Linked DNA regions of Homo sapiens: all the other regions are linked to region 3. A link is a loop called in an ENCODE intact Hi-C map of the cell type or tissue named here. Cell type or tissue: IMR-90. All regions are shown on one strand.

Evidence for each region. A loop is a pair of places that touch in the nucleus more often than their neighbours do. Peaks named below come from ENCODE experiments on the same cell type or tissue, not always from the same donor. Only the 100,000 strongest peaks of a DNase experiment are listed, where the experiment ranks them.
Region 1: it touches region 3 in a loop (3-fold over the local background); 2 of 110 quality-filtered maps call a loop at or near these places.
Region 2: a loop joins it to region 3, with 2.9 times the contacts of the local background. A loop is called at or near these places in 8 of 110 quality-filtered maps.

What each region holds. Positions count from the first base shown.
Region 1 is chr4:26,028,575-26,036,574 of GRCh38, forward strand. No RefSeq gene overlaps it. Among named protein-coding and RNA genes, the nearest start is that of LINC02357, 38 kb to the right of the region's middle. RefSeq lists enhancers at 810-1,391, 1,392-1,974. In IMR-90, a CTCF peak has its summit at 349 (motif pointing right); DNase peaks (open chromatin) are centred at 3,757 and 4,177; H3K27ac peaks cover 1,469 bases.
Region 2 is chr4:26,085,642-26,093,641 of GRCh38, forward strand. All of the region lies in intron 2 of LINC02357 (long intergenic non-protein coding RNA 2357), which reads left to right. Among named protein-coding and RNA genes, the nearest start is that of LINC02357, 19 kb to the left of the region's middle. RefSeq lists an enhancer at 3,049-3,158. In IMR-90, no CTCF peak of the experiment used is centred here; a DNase peak (open chromatin) is centred at 3,050; H3K27ac peaks cover 1,785 bases.
Region 3 is chr4:26,138,368-26,146,367 of GRCh38, forward strand. It overlaps a transcript of RBPJ not described here. Among named protein-coding and RNA genes, the nearest start is that of LINC02357, 72 kb to the left of the region's middle. RefSeq lists an enhancer at 948-1,717. In IMR-90, no CTCF peak of the experiment used is centred here; a DNase peak (open chromatin) is centred at 3,774; H3K27ac peaks cover 3,175 bases.

The DNA of each region.
Region 1 (8,000 bases), 110 kb before region 3:
GTGATTTTATATAGAGAGGGGACGGGCCTGGGTGATTTTATATAGAGAGGGGACGGGCCTGGGTGATTTTACATAGAGAGGGGACGGGCCTGGTGATTTTATATAGTGAGGGGACGGGCCTGGTGATTTTACATAGAGAGAGGATGGGCCTGGGTGATTTTATATAGAGAAGGGATGGTCCTGGGTGATTTTATATAGAGAGGGGATGGGCCTGGGTGATTTTACGTGCGGATGCAGAGGAGGGGCAGCGTCGGGGCGGCGGAGTCCGACCTCGGGGGATTCACCCTGAGGGTTACAGGCAAGGCCGCTCCAGGCACGCAGCACCTGCCGGGCGCCACCCAGGAGGGGGCAGCAGCGCCATTCGCAAAGCCGGCCCGCTCCGCTCCGCTCTCAGGCTCAGGGCTGCGGAGACAGGAATCGCAGCTTCCCCTGGAAGGGGCGTCCCAGGGGACCTCCGCCAGGCCAGGGGAACCCGGCCTCCGGGCCTGGGTGAACGTGCCTTCCAGACCATCCTGGCAGGCCGCTGCTCCCTAGAGGCCTAAGGCGCTTGGGACAGCCTCCCACTCTACTCCTGAATCTCTCCTCCATCCCGGCCGGCCCCCACCCACCCCTGGTGGAACGGAGACCCCACGTCTTGCTCAGGACCTTCGCCACAAGGCCTCCCTACTCTGCCGCAGTGAGCCCTGCCAGGGAGGCAGAGCAGCAGAGCCCACCCTGCCACCGCCGCAGGGGCCCTCCCCAGGCTGGCCCTGCTGTCCCAAGGACTGATAGTCACCAGGCTGTACAAATATATCTCCTACAGCACATCGGATGCGAAGGGAAAACGGAGGATCACTATATTGCTTAGAACTAATCTGGTCTTTCTCTTCTGAGCCTCACCCACTAGTTAGTGGGATGGGAGGATAAATGAGATGTCCAATCCAGTTAAACTTTGAGCTGATATTTTAAACCCTGCAGAAAGTGCTGGGTCTTTAGGAAAAGCGCTCAGTGTCTCTGAGAGCTGCTGCTTGCTCTGTCTCTCACTGCGGAGGCAGGGATATGGGGAGCGAGGGGGCTTTCCCCGCCGTGGCAGCAGAGCAGTGGGTTCCTTGGTCCCATGAAGGTCCCTGGCTGTGTGCCAGCTGCTGCCTGCTGGTCTTTGGGGAGACGTCCTTTTGTGGCCTGTGTCGTGCTGGACCTCCTGGCCTCCAGTACTGAATGTGTGGCCCATTCTTCCAGCCCAGGCAGTGCCCCGAGTGGGCTGCAGCCCCAGAGCTCTCCCCGTATCCCCCAATGGCTCTCCAGTCTGTTCCTGGGGAGGTCCAGCCCTTGGGCGTGACCGGGCGGTCACCTTGTCTCATAACAGCAAGCTCACTGGTGGGTCCACTGGTTCCCGACTCAGCATCTGTGCCCCGTGGGACTGAAGGGAGCTCTGGGAAGCCCCCAGGCTGACCATAACGCAGCTCCTTTCCGGGGCTGCAGCCTGGGTTCTTAGGGGGCAGCTTGTGAAGTGGCTTCCTCTCGGAGTCCTGAAGGGTGACATCTCTAACGCTGTCCCTCTGCGGGCCCAGAGATGGGAAAGCCAGGTCTTCCATCAACTCTGTTGATGTCTTGGCTATTCTCAGCCAGTCCACGTCCTTCTCTTTTTAAAAGATTCCCAGGTACAGAAAAAGCACGGTGGGCTTTCCCTTGACTTCTTTCTCTCCACATTTCCTCCTTCCAGACTCCCCTGAACCCTTAGTGACTGGCTTTGGTATCCAGCTGTGTATTTTGGAAATCCCTAGCTCAGCGCTTTAGGATTCACCTTGAAATACCAAGGGAAGAGGAAGAAGAATTTGAAAAATCCCGTCTCAGAATAATGGTCTGGCCTCTCAGGCAGGAACTTTCTGCATAACCTTATTTTGAATGACCAAAGCTCAGCATTGCCTGGGTGTCTCTTGGGATTCCTCCTGTAACCGAGTTGAATCTGCCCACAATTTTCCCCTCTCCCCATCTCATCACGCCTCCTCCCCCTGCAGCCAGATATCTAGGGAGAACAGGGAGAGTGGGAACCGGAAGAGAAAGCATGTTACTGCCTTGAAATGGGATCCCCCTTCCCCTGTCTTGCAGTCTGAAGAACTCTGTTCTCATCAGGTCCAAATCACTTAGCTTTTCTTCTTTCTCTTATTGTTCTGTTAAAGCTCCAGCTATCTATCTCTACTCTCATCACTCCCCAGCACACCTCAGTCCACCCTACATACAGTATCGTCTCCAGTCCTGCACCTTCAGGTAAGGACCACGCTTTGTCTGATTCTTCGGATGCACAGCCCATGCTTTCACACTGCCATGCCATTGCTGCGCCGTGTCCCCACCTGAATTTTCTATCTTCCAGTCCTTTTTCAAGGCTCATCTCAGTATCACTTCCTATGAGAAATCTTTCTCAAGTTTACTAAGTCAGATGAGACTTCTCCCTCCTCTAACGCCTGCACCACTCTGAATCTCTCACATCCTGCCTTGTATTTAGATATGTGTGTATTTATTTCCCAGCTAGGCTGGGATCACTCACTCAGCTACATATCTTCTGTACGGTTGTGGATTAAATTAAATCAAATATGACGCTGGACATGGTGGCTCAGGCCTGTAATCCTAGCACTTTGAGAGGCCGAGGTGGGCGGATCACCTGAGGTCAGGAGTTCAAGACCAGCCTGGTTAACGTGGTGAAACCCTGTCTCTACTAAAAAAAAACACAAAAAATTAGCCGAGCATGGTGGCAGGCGCCTGTAATCCCAGCTAATCAGGAGGCTGAGGCAAGAGAATCGCTTGAGCCTGGGAGGTGGAGGTTGCAGTGAGCCGAGATGGCACCACTGCCCTCCAGCCTAGGCTACAGAGTGAGACTCCACCTAAAAAAAAAAATAATAATTAAATCGAATATGGTTATCAACAGGAATAAACCTAGATCCAGCTTTTAAGTAGGCCCAAAGCCCAGAGCACAGCACTTTACACAAATTATTGAATTTCTTTGGCCTCAGTTTCCTCCTTCGTTAAATAAATGAGTTGGTTTCCATAATGTCTTAGGTCATCTCTTTTTCTGACACTCTATATAATTTCATCCACTCTCTTCTGTGGTCTGTGCGTGCATGTGTGTGTGTGTGTAGGGAGGCAGGGCTAACTAACTGGAGAGGAAAGGTGGAGTAGTGGAATTGACACAAGCTTTAGATTCGGACAAACTTGAGTCTAAATCCAGGCTCAGGCACCCACCTGCTAGGTGACCTTGCACACTCTTACCTGCTCTGAGTTAAATGGAAAATAGGATTGTTCACCCACTCAGTAAGCATTTACTCAGTCCTGCTAAGTACACACATCGCGTTGGTTATCAGAGGATATTGAGTAAATAAGACGTGTCCCCTCTCTGTAGCAGGCCAGAGTTCCTCAGAAGGAGATAAACCTATATCACAAGTAAGTGTCATAACATGCAGAAGTACTAGATGGGAGAATGTTCCTGATACAGTGGGGCCCAAAGGAGGGAGAGACTAAATGGATAAACAGATTATAGGGACTGATCTCACTGGGAAGGTGACAGGGAAGGTTTCCCTGGAGAAGGGAGACCAGGAGGGAATACTCCTGGAACTTGTAGGTGGACGGGGAGACGCAAACCATGCCAGGTCTATTCCTGTCATCGTGAGTCTTCTTTGACCCACCTTGGTGAGGCCTAGGAATCTTGGATCCTGAATGCATTTCCAGAGAGGTGGTCACAGCTGACATCAGTCCTGTGGCTTGGCCTCTGAATCTGTTGATTCCATTCTCAAACCTCAGTTCCTTTCCTCGTTGCAGATGAGTCGCCTCCAGTGCCCGAAGCAGCCTCCTCACCCTCTGTGTATCAAGACTGACCTGTGCCCCAGCTAATCTCTTGGGGAAGAGCAGTGCCTGATATAAGGCAATTATTACCATAAGAAGTGACCCCTCCCCTAACTGCCCCCTTTACTGGGTCCAGGGGAGAAGTCTTCTGCACAGAACCCACAAGAGTTTCTACCAAGGGACCATCTGAAAAACAACTCTAGCCAAAGGAAGCTGTTCAAACACCATCCATTTTGACACTTGGCTGGATTAGCAAGCACCTCTTCCCTCAGAGAGTGGGAAAATTTCCAGAATTAGTCTGCCGGCAGAAAGGGAGGTTGAGCAAACAGGCATATTGTTTTTTCATAGCTGTCTCTCTTGCTAATGTTTGGTCAGCCAGCCGTGCATTTTTGCAGTGTTACATAGGCTTACGCTCAGCCTTCATCAGAGAACAATTAGGACGAGTGTGGGGGAGGCCACAGGGTCAGGGATGACAGATGGGCCTCCACTTAAGCAGGTTAGAAGTTCAGTTGCTCAGGAGGAAGAAGACCCATCTTTGTCTGGGGAGCACAGGGTTGGGTAGAAAGGGGAAGAATGGAAATAAGGCAGAAGGCCTCTCTTTTCTGAAATATCCCTTAGGGATAAGTCCCTATATCTTAAGCAGTTGTTTTAGTTTTCCCTGAAGAAGCATCAGCGGCCCTGGCTGAATCAAGAAGCCAGAGGCCTGGTGCCATTCTAAAATAGCAGCATTGCTATGCTTTCCAACTGAGGGATTACTCCTTGGTGAGCCAGAGAGCTTTGGAACATCGTTTGGAAGCAAAACCACATTTTTTTCAAAAAGAATTTTTTTTAAAGGAAATTTTACATGCAGTGAAGTCAAGGCTTAACTCTTGAGAGGAAGCAGTACAGGGACAGTCATTGGGTCTTTGCTGATGGAACGCTTGCTCTGAGTGGAGGGTGAGTTTTTCTTTGGTGAAAGGTCAGTTGAGGTGCCTATGAGAGGGGAGGGGCAGAGGGTACTGTTTTTTAGAAGGGTTGGTTAGGAGGAGGAAAGTACTGGTAGTTGGTAGAAAAGTACAGAAAGTAGAAAGAGAATTCTGTGAGTTAGCCTTTGCAGCATAACAAACTGCCTCGAAACTATGTGGCTGAAAACAACCATTTTATTTGCTCAGGGTTCTGTGGGTCAGGGATTGGGTTTGGGCTCAGTTAGGTGGTTCTTCTGCTCATCTCACCTGGGGGTCATTCTTCTGGCTGCAGTCATTTGACAGCTCAAAATGGGGTTGGATAGTCTAAGTTAGCCTTACTTCTCTAGCAACAGATGCTGGCTGTTAGCTGGGCCATGTGTCTCCAGAGACCAGCCTTGGCTTCTTCACATGGTGTCTGGGTTCTAAAAGCAGCAAGAGAGAGGAAAAGGCTGACCTCACAATGGTTTTTCAAGTCTTGTCTCTTGTCCTGCACCCTCAGGTAAAGGCCACACTTTGTCCCATTCCCCTGATGCACAGCACATGGGATATTTACTGTCCTATTAGCAAAAGCAAGTCGTACAAGCTCCAAGTCAATGTGGGTGGGGACTGGACAAGAGTATGGATACAGGAGGAAGCCCTGGCTCCATTGGAAGCCATCACTGTAACTGCCAACCCACAAGGGAAGTACATCTTAAATGGACTTGGACACCCTAAGCTCAGTGGGATGCAAACCATGTGAATCAGAGTTATGAGCTAAAGTTGAGGAAAAAAGACCAGAGAATCATCTTGTTGAGTTTTGGAACAAGCCAGCTCTGTCCTGGGGATGCTGGGGTAGGGAGACACTGGGATTAGTAAGACTTGAATAACTCTAGTGAGAATCATTTTTAGCATCTCATAAAATTTATAAGTGTCCTCTTCTTCCACATTTACATTTATATCCAAATAGATATGACCTGAGACTCCTCAGGCCTCCCCAGACTATAGGAAAGATGGTAGTATGGCCATAGAGTCTAAATGGAAAAGCAGACACCATTTCCAGGTTTTACAACAGAAGCAATGGTTTATGCTGGTGATGGAAGGGCAGAGGACCAAAGGGAACAGTGCAACAGCCCAGGGATGAGCAATGGCAGGAGGTCACTACTTCTCTGAGATTGGAGAGGCAAAGAGAAGACACCAACTAATAGAGTCCAGAGACCAGGGTGACATGGTACAAACTACAGTCATAATGGACCTGTCTGATGGGAGCTGGAGCCATGGAGAAGACAGAGCCACTGAGGGAGAAGCCACCCAAGACTGAGAGGGAGTAAGAGCAGAAGCCTGGCTTCTTCCTTCCTTCCAACCCCTCATCTCCTGCCAGTGCCTTTTATGGGCTGCACCTGGCCAGAACCCACTACTCTAGGAGCCTCTGAAACACAGCCTGCAAGGGTAGCCCCCTGTAATAGACAGTAGGAGCAATTCAAGGAATGGATCTGGGGCGGAGAGGCCCAGGACCAGCCCATGGAGCACATTCACAGTAATAACCCAAATATTACCCCTGCTTTATCAAGTAAGACTCTTTCCTCCCCACACAGTCCCACTGTAATTTCTGTGCATCTCTGTGGGTATTTCTTATGAGCATAAGAAAAACTTTGAGGTTGACATCCAAAAGCCATTGAGAAGGGGCGTCTCCCAGCCTGAGAATGCTGCTCTGCCCAGGCTGCTGTCTTCTGCCACCCTGAGGCTGAAAACACTGATGTGTCAATGTGGTACTGAACACTCCCACATCCTCCTTGAGACTGAACCTCACTAGCCCACTCAGAAGTGGAGAGATGCCTTTTCCACCCTGCCATTCTCTTTATAACAGTCCTTTATAAAAATAATTCATTCAGCCCCTCCTCAGACACTATCTCTGAGACCAGGTCGAGGAGCACTGTACAAGGCTGACTCCCCATTCCCCCATCTGGTAGCATCTGACCAAACCATTCCCACATCCACCTTCCACCAGCATACCTCCCTGCAAATCCACTCCTGGATGTTCACCTCCCCTTTACCAGACACATCCAGTCATACATGGATAAATCCCTGATGGGTTTGAGCTGGGACCACACACTCAAACACACATGCGTGCATGCATACATATGTACACACAAGTATGTGCTCACATCATTACTACCACAACCTCTGCAAGAGTGCACAAGAAATGAGAAAAATGATCACTGATTAACACCTCCAATGTGTCACATAGTTTATACTTAACTCCTTTACTCCTGAAGAAAACCCTACAAATAGGCCTGATTCTCATTTACAGGTGAGAAAACTGAGGTGCATATTTCTGTGACTGGCTCTAGCTTACACAGTAAAGAAACAATAAGATCAAGATCTTAAGTCAGGTCTACAGAATACCAAAATCCATATCCTTCCCCTACCACGTTGTCTTTCAACCTATATGAACAACCTATATGAACAGCATTTTATTCTTGTCTTGGCACTATTTCTTATTGTCCTAGTAAGATTGAATAAACTGTTATTTCTAAGCCTTCTTATATATTTGAGTGCCAAAGAGTACCGTCTTCTGGTGAGTGGCCCCTAGATTTCAGCTTAGAGACTACCTAAAAATAATCATAAGCAGTGTGCTGTTTCATGCTTCTATATTGTTTTCCAAAGATTTACATTGTTATTACAAGAGGGGCATACTGGAGGATAGCCCCTGGAGGTGATATCGTCTGGGATCTGGAGGCGATTGAGCATTGCTGTTGAGAACACAAACTTTGGCACTGAGCACAGCCTTGGGAAAGGAATTTTCCATGTGCACATTGTAGCTGCATTGTAGCTGGGAGTGTGGGTAATGGCCAGCACACGACTCACGGCCAAGCCAGGCCAACCCTGTAGAATCTTAGCAGCAGTATGGATTTGGAGAGGAGGGAGAGGTTGGGGAAGGCAGAGAGATTAGCCATTGCAATGAATGGTCCCCGTGAGAGGTGATGGGTGGTGATTCTCTAGTTCTGGGTCAAGGCTTCCCGTACTTGAAGGGCAAATGTGAGTAGCAGAGCTGCGGGAAATGAGGAATGCTGTTTCTAGGAAATGAATGTCCTCCTGGCATTCCCAGTCACTGTCCTTTAAGTTTGATGAGGCTGCCCCATGTTCTCAGACAACCAGGTCTGCTCTCAATAGCTGAGCCTTCAGCTACCTTGTTCACCACTTCATCCCTGGTGTCTGTGCATAGTAGGTGCTCAATAAAGACTTGCTGAATGAATGAACAAATCA
Region 2 (8,000 bases), 53 kb before region 3:
AGATCCCAAGATGAGATCGTCCTGGATTACCTGAGTGGGCCCCCAATCCCATGACATGTGTCTTTATAAGAGAAAGGCAGAGGGAGATTTGACACAGAGCAGACAGTCCTGTGAAGACAGAGGCAGAGATTGGAGCAATGCAGTGCAACCTGAAACCAAGAATTGCCCAGAGGAATCACTGGAAGCCGGAAGAGGCAAGGAAGGATTCTCTCCTAGAGCCCGCAGAGGGAGCATGGACTTGCCAACACCTTAATTTTGGACTTCTGGCCTCCAGAACTATGAGAGAATAAAGTTTTGTTGTTTTAAGCCACCCAGTAGGTGATAATTTGTTAAGCAGCCCTAGGAAACTAAAAGGCATGGATAATCCCAGGATCCCATGGAAGGTTGTGCAGGTTGCTGACTTCTCAAGGGCACTACTTGAGAGGACGAGGAGAGACTAAATACAGCTCACACTGGGCCTGCCAACCTGCATGGCCTGCAGGAGACTGCTCCTGGCCAGAAGGGGTACCTCTCTCTTATTTACAGCTGGCCAGCGCCAGCTCTCATTCTTGGGTTTTCTTCAACTCTCTGCTCCTGGGTAGACCTTCCAGGAAGGCTTTCTTGAGCCACACTTCTCCCCAGGACTAGTCTGGACCCTTCTTCTGCTCCAGTAGATATATTTATCCTGCTGTAACACAATTGTCGGTTCACATTTCTATACCCTCCTCCATATCTCAGAAACAAGGGCTGCTCTTAGTCTCCTCTTTCCACTGTGCCTAGCACATCATAGGTGCTCAAAAGAGACCTGTTGAATGAATGAGCAGGAGCCAGCTATGGAGCCTCAGTGAGCCTGCGGCAGCAAGAGGCACAGTGAGCGGGAGCAGGGATGAGATGCCCGTCCCAAGGGGCTGCTGAATCAAGGCAATTTCATGCTCGTCACAATTTGCCTAAACTAGCCATCAAACAGAACCGGAAAAGTGGCTCGAATAGAGAGCACCACCAGGACGTTAACATTTTGCAGATGTGTTATCTGAGCTTGTGCCTTTATCTTTTCCCTAACTGAGGCATCGGTGCCTAAGGATATTTCCACTGGGGCCAAACACATGCTCACACATCCAATGGGACCCAACGTACTGCATTCCACGCAGATACACACATGAGCTCATGCAAGTCCCAGGGTGCTCATCTGGTCCAGATTTGAAGGAAACTATTTAGCTAGATGGAGAAAAACACATCATGTACAACTTAATACCAAACAGATTTTATGACATACTGAAACTGCTTTTGATAATCTACTAATATATCAGAAGAGCTAATCAACTAAAAAAGAACCAGCTAATGTCATATCTCTGAGGTCTGGACAATGTTTATGTGAGTTGCAGGGATGACAGAAAATACAAAAAGATGCAGGGAGCTTTAGGGAGAGTTATCCAAAGGCTCCCCCACCCCCTGCTGAGATGCAGTCCTGTTTATTGTAGCAAGAAATGTATTTTGCCAATTTATGAACATAGACAATTATTTTCTGGCTGAAAGTCAGAGTGGACTTTTCCAGAGATGCAGAAACACTATTGCTTGGCCACTAAGATCCCTCGTGGGAATGCTGCTAGGGAATGCTGCTAGCCATGGATGCTGCTAGGGAAATAATCGGTGCAGGACAGTTTCACTTGGGACTATCTCAACCCATTGGTGGTTTCCTCGTCAGTGTGGGGAGCCCCTTCATTAACTGGTCACTTGACCACGACGGCATTCCTAAGTGATTCCTAAGACTTCATGAAGTCTCTCGATAAATGTTTTAAATTAAAACCCACATCTGTGCTTGTCCTGGCACCATCTGGGGTTATAAGAGGCAGCACAACATACTGAGATAAGAATGACTTTGAAATTGCAGTTCAATTACTTGATGATGTGAGCTTTGACAAAACTGCTTAATTACTCTGGCCTCAGTTTCCTCATTGGAAAATGGAGAACAAAATGTTGACAGTCTCACTCTGTCATCGAGGATGGAGTACATCCTGGAGTACAGTGGTGTGATCTCAGCTCACTGCAACCTCTGCCTCCCAGGCTCAAATGATTCTCATGCCTCAGCCTCCTGAGTAGCTGGGATTACAGGCATGCACCACCACACCCAGCTAATTTTTCTGTATTTTTAGTAGAGATGGGGTTTTTGCCATGTTGGCCAGGCTGGTCTCGAACTCTTGGCCTCAAATGATCTGCCCGCCTCGGCCTCACAAAGTGCTGGGATTACAGGCATGAGCCACCGCGCCTGGCCTTGCTTAACTTTTCTCAGTGCAGGATATTCAAATGGGGCAAGTGCGAGCAAGGATTGTGGTACTGTGCCCAGAGACAGGGGATGTGGGATGGTGTTTGGAAATTTGTGGAAGTCTATCTGACTGTTGCAATACCTGGGGATAGGAAGGCAGGGGAGCCGAGCATTACTGGTCCTGAGAAGGAGCCAGAAAGCCTCAACTTATTATAATACCCTCACTGAGAAGCACTGCATTAAAGTAATCTCAGGCTGTTCCTGGCTGAATCTGTATGAAACCCTGTGATTCTATGTGATGAAGAGAAGGCGTATTACTTCTTGTGTTTGCTTTTGTTTTGATATAGGTTATCATTGTAGGGAAGTGTTTTAATCTTATTATATTGTATTTTTTAAATAACCAAATCATTTTGTTGGCATTGTATAAAGAGACATATTTTCTAAAGTACCAAGAAAAAGGAGCAGGCCATTTAGACTGATGGCATCCTTTCAGATGCTGCGCTCCCATGAGGAGCTCTAGGAGCCAGTCTTCTCCTTTTGGGCTCTCACAGGAGATCTTAGGAAGAGGTTCTCAGAATAGGGCTGTAGGAAAACGTCCCGACACCTGGCGCAGCCAGGCTGGTGGGGATTAGGGAGCAAACATGATTCACTTCATTTTATTTTTATACAGGAAACTAGAGACATAGCTAAGAAACAAACTCGCTATTTCTGGTTCTTGGCTAGTTGTGGCTCTTAGGGGACACTCCCTTCCTCTGAAGAGCTGTTTTTATGGCAAGGGACTCACATGCTTTTTCATTGCTACATTATCTTTGAATCATAGTTGGCAATTAGGCATTGAAATTTGACTATTTACCTTAGGGACTCCTCTGGGTATGTGAAGAATTCCCCTGTTTTGCTCAGGATGTGGGCAGATGAGGAAGTAGTAGCAACTGACTGATATTATATCTCCATTTGGCTGGTGCTGGGGAAGAACCTTTGAGTCAGCCAAGGAGACATTCCCCAGTGCAGAGATGGCAAATAGAAGTGTATCTTTGGATGTCATCTACTTCTTCAGCTGTCCCCAGGTCAGAGGGAATGGGGGTGGGTGGAGCAGGTGTGGGGGGTGGAAATCCCACCATTCAAATGTTCAAGACAATCTGTGACTTAAACAGAAAATTGTGGGACTTGGTGAAAAAATGGAAGGTTGCACTTTAGAGTTAAAAAGAAAAAAGAAGGAATTCAAGCCAACAACCATAGATAGTCCCAGGCTCACAATGGTTCACTTCTGATATTTTAATTTTGGTGGTGCCAAAATGATACATAATCAGTAGAAACTATACTTGGGAGTACTTATACAATATTGTTTTTCACTTTCAGTACACTGTTCAATAAATCGCCAAGCTTTCCCACACTTTATGATAAAATAGGCTTTGTGTTAGATGAGCTTGACCAACTATAGGCCATTGTAAGTGTTCTGAGCATGTTTAAGGCAGGCTAGGCTAAGCTATGAGCTTCAGTAGGTTAGGTGGATTAAATGCATTTTTAGTGTATGATATTTTCAGTTTATGATGGGTTTATCAGGAAGAAACCCCATAGTAAGTTGAGGAGCATCTGTATTTATCAAGCATTAGGTGCTGAATATAAAATCATCGTTAACATTAAGAATAGCTCATTTCCTATCCTCCTTCTAGATACCAGACACTGTTCATTTAAAATATATATATTAACTCATTTAATCTTCATAACACACCTTTAAGGTACTTACCTATTAGTATCAGGAGCATCTGTATTTATTAAGCACTAGGTACTGAATAAATCATCATCGTTAATAAGAATAACTTGTGTTTCCTATCCTCCTTCCAGGTACCAGATACTGCTTATTTAAAATAGATGTATTAACTCATTTAATCTTCATAACACACCTGTAAGGTACTTACCTGTTAGTATTATGCCTATGTTATGGATGCAGAAACAAGGCACCAAATGGCTATGTAGCCTTCCTGGAATTATCCAGATAGTAAACAGTAGAGATGAGATGTCAATGCAGACACTACGCCTCCAGATTATGGGCTTTATATCACTATAACATAGCTTCTCTTAGGATGTGATTTCTTTTCTCAAGGACGTTACAGGGAGCTGGCAGCCTGCAATTAACGAAAGCTTGGCTGCCGTGGTTGGCTGAGACTCAGCTATTTGTTACAAGAATATACTCTTAAGTTAGGTTGCAATAGGATTCAAAGTGTGGAGGACGCTTAAGGCCAAATTTAATTTAACAGGGACATGGTTATGGATTGGCAGAATAATTGGTGAAATGTTGCCCACAGTGACAGGAAAGATAGAAAGAACACCTATAAATGTGTGTATCTGGCTAAGAAGATTTCCAAGCAGAATGGCAGCTTTTTTTTTAAGTAGGGAGGAGTGAGATGAGCTTAAGAAAGAACTGATTGGTTTTCAAGCAGAATTTAGAGGCAATATTTCCAAGGCAAGGCTTGCTTGATGGGAATCTTTTTAAACAATTTTATATTCACAGATTATCTGGAAAACAAATGATTCCCAAAGTAAGAAATGACCAAAGGACAAAAATCAAATCCAAGAAAACATAGCTTCCAGGTAAAGAACAGATCAGGGCTATGGTTGTGAGAACCTTTGTTGAAATATCAGCAAGATTTAAAGTGATGCCTCATGGACCTCCCAATTAGACAAATAGCTAAAGGGATTTTCTAGACCCTCCTAATCAGACAGTAGCACTTCTGAGAATTATAAATGTTTTGCCTCACCACACACTGACTTGAGGGTTCTGTCTCAAAGAGACTTACAGATATTCTTTTGTCTTAGGTATGGATTATAATTTGATACACAGGAAGCCCACAACATTTTTTAAAGGAATTATATCGCTTTAACTCAAAGGGAAAGATAGTGGAAAATAAAAAGAGGTCCCAGGACCCTAGACTTCCTAATGAAAGAAGCAGGCTACAAACACAGGGCATTTCTTATAGGAGAGGAAGGGCAATTTAGAAGGAGAAGTCAAGATTCCAGAGGGAAGAGCTAACAGCCATGGAAAATCACTCACAAGGAGCAGAAACAAACGCTTTCTTTTCATTGTTTATTGATTTTATTTGAAACTATGTGCATCTTACATGTTTTAGGTTCTTGATAACATTGGAAGGGGACATAACGATGTTTGCTGACAAACAGCTTTCTGAAAAAAAGAGTTTATACGCTATTCCGCGTGGATCAAAGACTTCCAGATCTTTTCAAATTATTATTATACTTACTGCTTAAATTTTTAAAAATGTTTATCTCAATAGTTTTTGGGTGCAAATGGCTTTTGGTTACATGGATAAGTTTTTTAATGGTGATTCTGAGATTTTGGTGTGCCCTTCATCCAAGCAGTTTACACTGTACCTAATACATAGTCATTTGTCCCTCACCCCGCTCCCACCCTTCACCCGGAGTCCCCAAAGTTCTTTATATCATTCTTATGCCTTTGCGTCCTCACAACTTAGCTCCCACTTGTAAGTGAGAATTTGGTTTTCCATTCCTGAGTTACTTCACTTAGAACAATGGCCTCCAGCTCCATCCAAGTTGCTGCAAAATCCATTATTTCATCTCTTTTTATGGCTGAGTAGTGTTCCATGGTATATATACCACATTTTCTTTATCCACTTGTTGGCTGATGGGCATTTAGATTGGTTCAGTATTTTTGCAATTGTGAATTATACTGCTATAAACATGCATTTTCCTGTGTATTTTTCAAATAATGACTTCTTTTCCTTTGGGTAGATACCCAGTAGTGGGATTGCTGGATGGAATGGTAGTTCTACTTTTAGTTCTTTAAGGAATCTCCATACCGTTCAGAAATGAACTCTTAATTAGGGAATGTTCTCTACCCCTGGAATCAGAGAAAATGGCCATATGTGCCTAATTGAGTTTCAAAATTGCTAAGAACAGTAGGGCCATGTGTCTCCTGTTTTCATCTTTTTTTGAGCAGAAACATTGTTGCTTTATTCTCTTTTTTCCACAATTTTATGTTAGCTTCTGAGATCACTGGGACTTTTTTTTTTTTTTTTTTTTGTGAGAGTCTCATTCTTTCACCCAGGCTGGAGTGCAGTGGTGTGATCTTGGCTTACTGTAACCTCTGCCTCCTGGGGTTCAAGTAATTCTTGTGCCTCAGCCTCCCAAGTAGCTGGGATTACAGGCATGTGCCATCACACCCAGCTAATTTTTTTTTTGTCTTTTTAGCAGAGATGGGGTTTTGGGTTTTGTTGGTCAGGCTGGTTTCAAACTCCTGACCTCAAGTGATCTGCCTGCCTTGGCTTCCCAAAGTGCTGGGATTACAGACGTGAGCCACCGCGCCCAGCCTCATCTGATTTTTTTGTTTCATGGATCTTCACATCCAAGAAACCACAGCTGAAAAGCTATATTCAAGGAGTAGACCAGGGATGCCTCATCCTCACTAATGCCTGTTTGAACTGATGTTGTCCTAAACTTTGAGCTGATTCCTTTTTTTTTTTTTTTGGAGCTGATTCCATATGGAATGAGAATTTGAGGGAGGAGTGAATTTTGCACATGAGAGTACATAGTAGATAATCTCCAAATATGTCCACTATCAATTGCTTCCCTCCTTGCATACAAATACCACTCCCTATCAATAAATGTAGATTATTTCCACTGGGCTGGCCTTGTGATTTGTGTTGACCAATACAATAGCGCAGAAGTGTCAGATGGAACTTTAAAATCTGTCTTATGAGAACCAGCAGCTTCCACAGACTCCTTCCTTTTGGAACACAGCCCTCATCTGTAAGGAATCTCAAGCAGCCATGAGGAGAGTAGTATATAGAAGAATAATGGCTGCCTGTGGTGGCTTATACCTATAATCCCCAGCACTTTGGAAGGCTGGGGTGGGCAGATAACTTCAGCCCAGGAGTTTAAGACCAACCTAGGCAACATGAGGAAAACTGTCTCTACAAAAAATACAAAAATTAGCCAGGCATGGTGGCGTGTACCTGTAGTCTCACCAGCTACTTAGGAGGCTGAGGTGGGAGGATTGCTTGAGCAGAGAGGTCGAGGCTGCAGCGAGCCAAGATCACACCACTGCACTCCAGCCTAGGTGACAAAGTGAGACCCTGTCAAAAAACAAAGAAAAAAGAAAAAGAATAGTAAGGTCCTCAGTTGTCTCAGTAAAGTGGCCAGCACCAATTTTCAGCTATATGAGTGAGGCTATTTTTGAGCAATCAACCCTGTTAGCACCTTAGCCAATACTGCACAAAGAATATTCACCCAGGTAACCCAAAAGATTGTGAAGATACTAATTTGTTACTGTTTGAAACCACTAAATTTCAGGTGGTCTGTTGTAGCAACATATAACCAAAACAGATGAAGATTAAAACATTGAGGTTGACTGAAATATCTCCAAGAAAGCAGTAAAATAATAAAACAAGAACAAGTCTGGGGTGAACAAGAATTTTAGGTGGTTAGGAGGTGACTGCAAAAGGAGACAGAGAAGAAATGTTCAAGGAAATAGGAAGAGAGCAAGAAGCAACCTCATAGGTAGCCAGGGAGGACCTCTGCAAGGTGGAGGAAAGACCAACAGTAGCACATGCAGCAGAGAGTTCTAGAAAAAAAAAAAGGAAAGGTATGGAAATCTGCCATCATCTCTGGTAATTAAAACCGTCGATGACCTTTGCCAAAGCAGCTTTATCAAAGTGGTGAAAAAAAGAAGCCAATTTACAGGGGGTTAAAGAGATGTCTAGCCAGGAAATTTTACTTAGTCATAGACGGT
Region 3 (8,000 bases):
CTAGAGAAAAAAAAAAAGGCAGAGCAGGGATGAAAAGAGGAGAGGATGCGAAAACCAAGCCCACATGTTTAACTTCTTGGTAGCTGCTCTGGAAAGAGGCTCAACAGAAGAGCCTCAGAGATGTTGGCGGAACTAAGTTCCAGGGTTACCTGGGGATGTCTATCCTTTCCCTTCTCCCACAGATAATCAAGAGTTGGCTGGGAGTGGTAATCCCCACCAAACACAGCCAGAGAAATGTCGCTGCTCTGGAGTCTGAGTCTTTCCAGAGAGCATGTTTAGAATGAGCCCCAAAGCTGAGGGCAGAGGCCGTCCCATGTTAGTGACCAATGTGGAGTACATGAACCACTTCATAGACACTAGAGAGCAGCTTAGAAGCAGCCTCTTATCCATCTGTTCCTCATGCTCCAATCCTGCCCCAAAGAACAAGAAGGAATGAGGCCTGAGGGCCAATCTTGCTGACCTGGGAGACAGTATATGACTTCAGCTTGTCTTGGTAGCAGGACTGGAGAAGAGCAAGGCTTAGGGGTTCCATGAAGTGCTAGGCAAGAAGCTGGGGATAATTAGGACCACCTGAGATTGCTCTGCGCTCAAGAGGAAAGAGGGAGGTGGGCCAATGGAGTAACAGCCAACAATCCCGGACATCCAAAGGGCTGGGCCAGCTCAGGACAACCCAGGCAGCTGCCAGCACCTGAGGTTCCGAGAGGCGGGAGCCCATCACAGCAGCCAGAAGTTAGGGAGACAGCCCTGCCCAAGGCATAAGCTCACAGGCACACGGCCACAGACCCAATCTCTGGTTCCAACACATTCCAGCCACTGCCCTCTAAGAACCTCTTGGAGACTCAGTTTCCTCATCTGGGCAGTGGAAGTAATAATTCCTCCTTTATAAGGTTTTCTTGAAGAATAAGTTCATGTTAAGTGCTTAGTGTAGTGCCCAGCCCATTGTTGAGCTCCTTCGTTATTTATTGGGTACTAAAAAAAAGCTGGGATTCTGCGAGGGACCAGTGGGTTGGGTACTGGGGCAGGGAAGGGGCCAGGAACAAAGTAGAAGCTCAAGGCTTCCCCTTTCTTTAATTCAACACTTAGCATCCACAGTGGCATGCGGGCTCCCAGCTGGAGATGCAGACAGAATGAGAGCCAGTCACAGCCTGCAGCTCAGTGAAGCTGTGTCCCCCCTGGGGCTGTGCTGAGGCCTCCCAGCAGGTGAGCCTTACCCAGGAGCACTCAGTGGGCCTCTGCTGGGTTCTGGGCAAGGCAGAGCCTGGAGAAATGAGGCAGAGACAGGCAGAGGCAAATGGAGCCTGGCATTGCACAGAGTGGGGCCACAGGGGCCTCTGTTTTCTGTTCCTCTCAGTGACATGGGTGGATCAGTAAGTCAGACTGAAAGCCAAAGAGATGAGCGTCTTTGCCTGTGCTCAGTGGTTAAGAATTTCCTTAATCAGAGGCTGTTGAATTTTCACTCATGTTTCTGTACTTAATTTTTAAGAATTAAAGAAATTTTTAAGAAGACTCTATATTCTACAAAGATGCTCCTGTGTCCCACAGACCCACCTGGAGCCTCTGTTCTCTGGCTGTAGGTCATGAGAGGGGTGGGACAGAATGCTGAGAGCATACCCCTGATGATGGCTGCCTTAGAACCCAGCCCCACTACACCCAAATTTAGGAGCTGTGTCATCTTGCATACGTTCTCCAACCTCTCTGGGCCTCCAGTTCCCATTTAAAAAATTAGAGATAGTGGTGACTTCAGTGAACTCATATGGATAAAAGCACTTGGAACAGTACTACGTAAATGTCACACAGCATTTGCTAATACTGTTACCACAGCCTTGATTGGCATCCCCTAGGCTGCTGCATGCTGGGAAGAGGACACAGGGGCCTCCTTAATTGCCCAGTGACAGCCCAGGCTGTGGCACAAACCACAAATGTACTGAAGGCTTCATGTCTCTACTAGGATTCTTTTGGTTACAAGCAGCAGTAAACCTGCCCCAAACTGACATCAGCAAAAATAACATTTTATGAGCACACATAACTGAAGAGTACATGGCTTGGTTCAGATGCCCAAAGGATGAGGTCAGGATCTGGTGTCACTCTCCCCCAACTTGGCTCTCCTCCCTGCGTTGATTCTATTCTCAGACTGGATCTCCATTCGTGGTGACAAAATGGCTCCCGATGGGCAGGGGCTACATCCTTCCTCCCTGGCTCACAGTCAGTGACAAAAGAGCAAGACTACTGCCCTGGAAGCTCAAGCCAAAGCCGCCCCACCCCCCCACCCCCCAAATCACATTGCCTCTGATTGGCCTGACTTCATCCCAGGATGGTCACCAGCGTTTTGATTAATTAGGTCTGGGTCCAGCACCGCCCTAGTGTTTTGATTAGTTAGGTCTGGGCCAAGGACCGCTCCTGGAGGCAGAATTGGAGCCACAGGGAGAAGTGGATGCCCGAGCCCAATCTGGGACACTGACCCTTCCACAAATAAATAAATAAATAAATAAATAAATAAATAAAATATTTGCAATATTTGAGAATGGCAGAGGAGAATTCTAACATAGCAAGGAAAAGCTCTGCTTTCTTTTCCCTTAACATCTCTGAACAATTCATCTCCTCTTTCTGCTCCAAGAATGAGAGCCAGGCAGGTTGTTAAGATGGTTAAGAATCCACACTCTGGAATAAGACTGTCTGGGGTAGATCCTGGATTTGTGTGACCCAGGGCAACTCCCTTTACTATCTTGGGCCTCAGCCCCTTTGTCTATAAGACAAGGCCAATAATCCTACCTACTTTCTGGGCTGTGCTGAGAATTAAATGAAAGGATAAGTCCTCAGAGGGTGTGTCCAGCCCACAGTAAATAATCAATTTGCTCTTGCAGTTGTTATTCATGCGTGGATGTTCCTGCTCCAACTCTGGCCTCTCTAACCCAGCACTAGGCCTTGGGCTAAAAGCCTTCAGGAGAAAGAATGTAACGGCAGGCCAGGGACGAGCCCAGCACTCAGATACTTCCTACCCCACTCCTGCGGGTGGGAAGAAGCTCTAAGTGCAGGACCCAGGAAGGCCAGGCTGCAGCACAGGCCCCAGGGCAGGACCCAAGCCAGGCCCGGAACGCCCAGGAACACTTCCTACCCCCAAGTTAATAAGAAAACCACAGCATCTATTTTTTTTAACTGACACATAATTGCACATATTTATGGGATACAGAGTGACATTTCAATCTATGCATACAACGTATGAGGATCAGATCAGGATAATTAGCATTTCCATGCCCTCGAGCATTTGTCATTTCTTTGTGTTGGCAACATTCAAGTCTTCTTTTCTGGCTATTTGAAAATGTGCAACAAATTGCTGCTAACTATAGTTACCCTACAGAGCTATAGAATACTAGAGCTCATTTCTCCTGTCTAGCTGTAATTTTGCGTTCATTCACCAACCTCTCCTTATCCTCTCCTCCCCCTTTCCCTTCCCAGCCTCCAGTTCCTGCCATTCTACTCTACTTCTAGCAGAATCTCTTCTTGCCTTCAGAGCCCCTTCCCCCAAAAGAAGCAATCAAAAACACCATCCAAATAAGGCAAAAAGCTGTGCCGGAATTTGCATGCAGAGTGTTTATATAGATTAGAACATCTTTGTTGACTCGCAGCTTAAACCTCTGAGGCTTTGCAGTTCATCAAAGTTTAATGTTCTGTTTCACGATGTTCCTTGCCGTGGTTAAGTGGCTCCGTCAGCTCTTAGAAGGGAAACTTCCCCCTTCAGGGTACATTTCCCCTGCCCTGAGCCCAGGAGCCCCACTGCTAAGGGCATCTGTTCTGTTTGCTTTTGAGAAGTACAGATGTGAGTAGTCACCAACTTGAATCTTCTGTTCATCTGGCAGCTGGGCAGCTGGCTGATGTAACAGCTGCAGAACACGGAGTCTCCCAGAAGGGAGAAAAAGAGAAAAGAAAAAAGACACACATAGCCCAGGATGATATGCCACCACTCAGAGGCCTCCAGGAATTGGATCTAAAGAATCTCACTCCACATCATTCCAGCCAGAGTGGAGGCCAGTGGGATGCAGTTGAGCTCAATCCACATTTGTTGGGCCTTCACTGGGCAGCTGGTGAGAGGAAGGTGGCGGCTTAACAGGATCATTAGGAAATGGTACACTCTAGTTGGGAGTAGAAGGCTCTTGGATGGGGAAGAGCTGGCTCTATCGTGAAGGAATCTAAATTGCAAAGTGTTCACAGGTATCACACATGCCTTATCAGAGGACATGACCAAGGTCTTCATTTGTAGATGCTCAGATGTCACCTAAGTTAAGTGAACTGTTGGGGTCAACCTACAGACACTTCTTGTGTATCCAGTGAGTTTCCTGCACTGTGCAGGCACAGGAGAAAGAATAGGCATTCAAGAAGCATTTGTCTATTTTGAGTGTGTGTGTGTGTATGTGTGTGTGTGTGTGAGAGAGAGAGAGAGACAGAGTCTCGTTCTGTTGCCCAAGCTGGAGTGCAGTAGTGCAATCTCAGCTCACTGCAACCTCTGCCTTCCAGGTTCAAGGGATTCTCCTGCCTCAGCCTCCCAGGTAGCTGGGATTACAGGCAGGCACCACCATGCCCGGCTAATTTTTGTATATTTAGTAGAGATGGGGTTTCATCATGTTGGCCAGGCTGGTCTCAAACTCTTAACCTCAGGTGATCCACCTACCTTGGCCTCCCAAAGTGCTGGGATTATAGGCGTAGCATTTCACTATGTAATGACTACCTCAAACCTTACACTGAAATTAACTCATATTTCATAATAATATGATTAAATAAGGAGAAGCCAGCATAGATGCATGTTAATCCAAATTCAATCCCATCTGATTATCTCTCTGCTCCCTCAGTGGTCCAAGCCACCTTTGTCTCTCACCTGAGTTATGGCAGTCACTTCCTAACCAGTCCCCCTGTGCCATACACCTCATCCCTCTTTCAATTTATTCCCAACACAGCAGCCAAGGAAATCTTCTTAACAGGTAAGTTGTATCACGTCACTCCTGTGCTCAAAACCCTCATCTCGCAAAGCGTAAAAGCCAAAGTTCCTCCAATGAATGACTTCCAGGGCCCTGTGTTACTTGTAGTGGAGCCATCTTGGAAGTGGTTCTTCCAGCTCCAGTGGAGCCACTGCAGCCAGCATCATGTGGAAAAGAGATGGGTTTTTCTTTGCTGAGCCTACAGAAATTACAGAATCATGAGTGACTAAAAGATTGTTATTTTTGTAAGCCACTAAGTTTGAGGTGGTTTGTTACACAGCAATAAATAACCATTAAGCTTTCACATTAAGGCTGGACGTGGTGGCTTATGCCTGTAATTCCAGCACTTTGGGAGGCCAAGGCAGGTGGATGGCTTGAGCCCAGGAGTTCAAGGCCAGCCTGGACAACATGGCAAAACCCCGTCTCTACAAAAAAATAGGAAAATTAGCCGGGCATGGTGACACACACCTGTAGTCTCAGATACTCTGGGGGCTATGGCAGGAGGATCACTTGAGCTCTGGAGGAAGAAGTTGCAGTGAGCCAAGATGGTACCACTGCACTCCAGCCTGCGCATCAAAGCAAGACTCTATCTCAAAAAACAAACAAAAAACAGATTCACATTAAAAAATAGTTCATTGCTAAAAACAGTCAAAAGACATTATTGTAGAAAAATATCTAATGAAAAGATAAACTTTATATTATGTGTTAAATTTCAAAAGGCCACAAAACAGTGTATATAGAATAAAAATATTTTTTAGTGTACAAGATATCTATAAAGTTTTCATGCAATTTGAATTTTTAATAAAATCACTTCTATAATAGGTATAAACAAGTTGCAAAATGCAACTCAAGATTTAAATAAATTGTCAATGATTTATTTGTTTCAATTTTTTTATAGAGGGGAAGAGAGCATAAGAGGGAGTAAGAAAATTCTTTTTTTTTTTTTTTTTTTTTGAGACACAGTCTCACTCTGTCGCCTGGGCTGGAGTGCAGTAGTGCAGTTTTGGCTCACTGCAACCTCTGCTCCTGAGTTCAAGCAATTCTCCTGCCTCAGCCCCCCGAGTAGCTGGGATTACAGGCATGCACCACCATGCCCAGCTAATTTTTGTATTTTTAGTAGAGATGGGTTTTCGCCTTGTTGGCCAGGCTGGTCTCAAACCCCTGACCTCAGGGGATCCACCCACCTCAGCCTCCCAAACTGCTAGGATTACAGATGTGAGTCACTGCACCCAGCCTAAAAATTCTTTCATTTCTTTCTATCCTCCAACCTTCTAAATTCCAGAAAGAGGATAGGTATGGCTGAAATGCAAAAAGAGAGTAAGTTCATTCCTAGGCTTAGCCACCCACACCCCAGTAGCTGATGACTTGGGAAATTTGGACCTCAAGATTTGTAATATGTTTTCTTTTGTTGTTGCCTTTGATCTAGTCCCACATGCAATGCAGTTCCATTGTATAGCCTGGGTGACAGACTGGGGAAGCCTGACTTTGATTCCGGAGCCAGTGAAATTGATTCCAGTCTCCCTTCCCTCCCTGTGATTTCTTCACTCTTTTATATGTGTCTTCACTCGAATTTATGTCACTGTGCCTTGCAGACAGAACAGGTCCAAGTCAAATCAACCATACTGGGTTTTCAGGCAACTGAAAATTTCAGATTCTTTTTAGTAAGTCTCCCTCAACCTGCCTTCTTCTTCTTCTTTTTTTTTTTTTTTTTGAGACAAAATGAAAATGTAGTAGTTTACATTTTTCTGAGTTTCATTTCATCTTCCTGGTTTCAACAGTTTTTCCAGCCTGTCAAGACCAATTGAACTTTAATTGGATCACCTGTCATACAAGCTGCTCGTCCCAGACTTAGGTCTTCTGGAAATTTTACAACTATGCCTTCGGTGTCTTTATTGAGAAAAATGTTGAACTTTTAAACTCTGTTGGAGTGGGTGGAGTCTTCTGCAGAATTTCATAGCCATTTAGTGTTTAAAAACCCCACAACCACCATCAGATTAAGATGGTGTCAGACAAACAGGTGGGAGTGATCTGAGCAGAGGCTGGGTGACTTTTAGATTAAGTGTCCACAGCCCCACCCAAAGTAAACATGAAACTCCCCTGAGAATCCCTTCATGTCAGTTACTGTTCTACAAATGCACTAATCTTCGAGTCCAGTGCAAATATCTGTCCTATGTTTATTGTCCTAACATATCAATGTCCTCTTCTGTAATTGCCCACGTAAGCTCTTTAGAGGCAGGGACAATTTTTGTCATTTGGTTAAACAACACAGGACTGGGGACTTCTAAAATGCTGGGTGGGAAGAACTGGGACCAGTCAGAATAATACGGAGGAGGTTTTGGTAAATGTCTTTTAACCATTGATAAATGGGGCAAATCAATGGAGAAAAGGACGATTATTTAATAAATGATGCTGGGATCTTCATTAGCTCTTTTGAGGAGAAAAACCTCTAGTTGGGCTCTAAACTTCTACTATGAGTCAAAATAAATTTCAGAAGGATTAAAGAGACAAATGATACCAAAGAAAATCATCAAATAGACACATAGATCAATGGAACAGACTTGAGAGTCTAGAAATAAGTTCTTTTATTTTGGTCAATTTTTTGTTTGTTTGTTTGTTTTTTAGAGACAGGATCTCACTCTGCCACCCAGGATGAGTGCAATCGTATGATCATAGGTCACTACAGCCTTGACCTTCTGGGCTCAAGTAATCCTCCCACCTCAGCCTCCTCAGTAACTAGAACTGTAGGCACATGCAACCATGCCCGGCTACTTTTTAAATTTAAAAACATTTTTTGTAGAGGTAGGGTTTTACCATGTTGCCCAGGATGGTCTCGAACTCCTGCCTTCAAGCAATCCTTCCACTTCGGCCTCCCAAAGTGCTGAGATTACAGGCATGAGCCAGTGCACCCAGCCTTGGTCAACTGATTTTCAACAAAAGTGCCAACATAATTTACTGGGGAAAAGAGAGGCTTTTTAACAAATGGTTCTGGGACAATCAGCTATCCCATGCAAAAAGATGAACTTAGACCCTTGA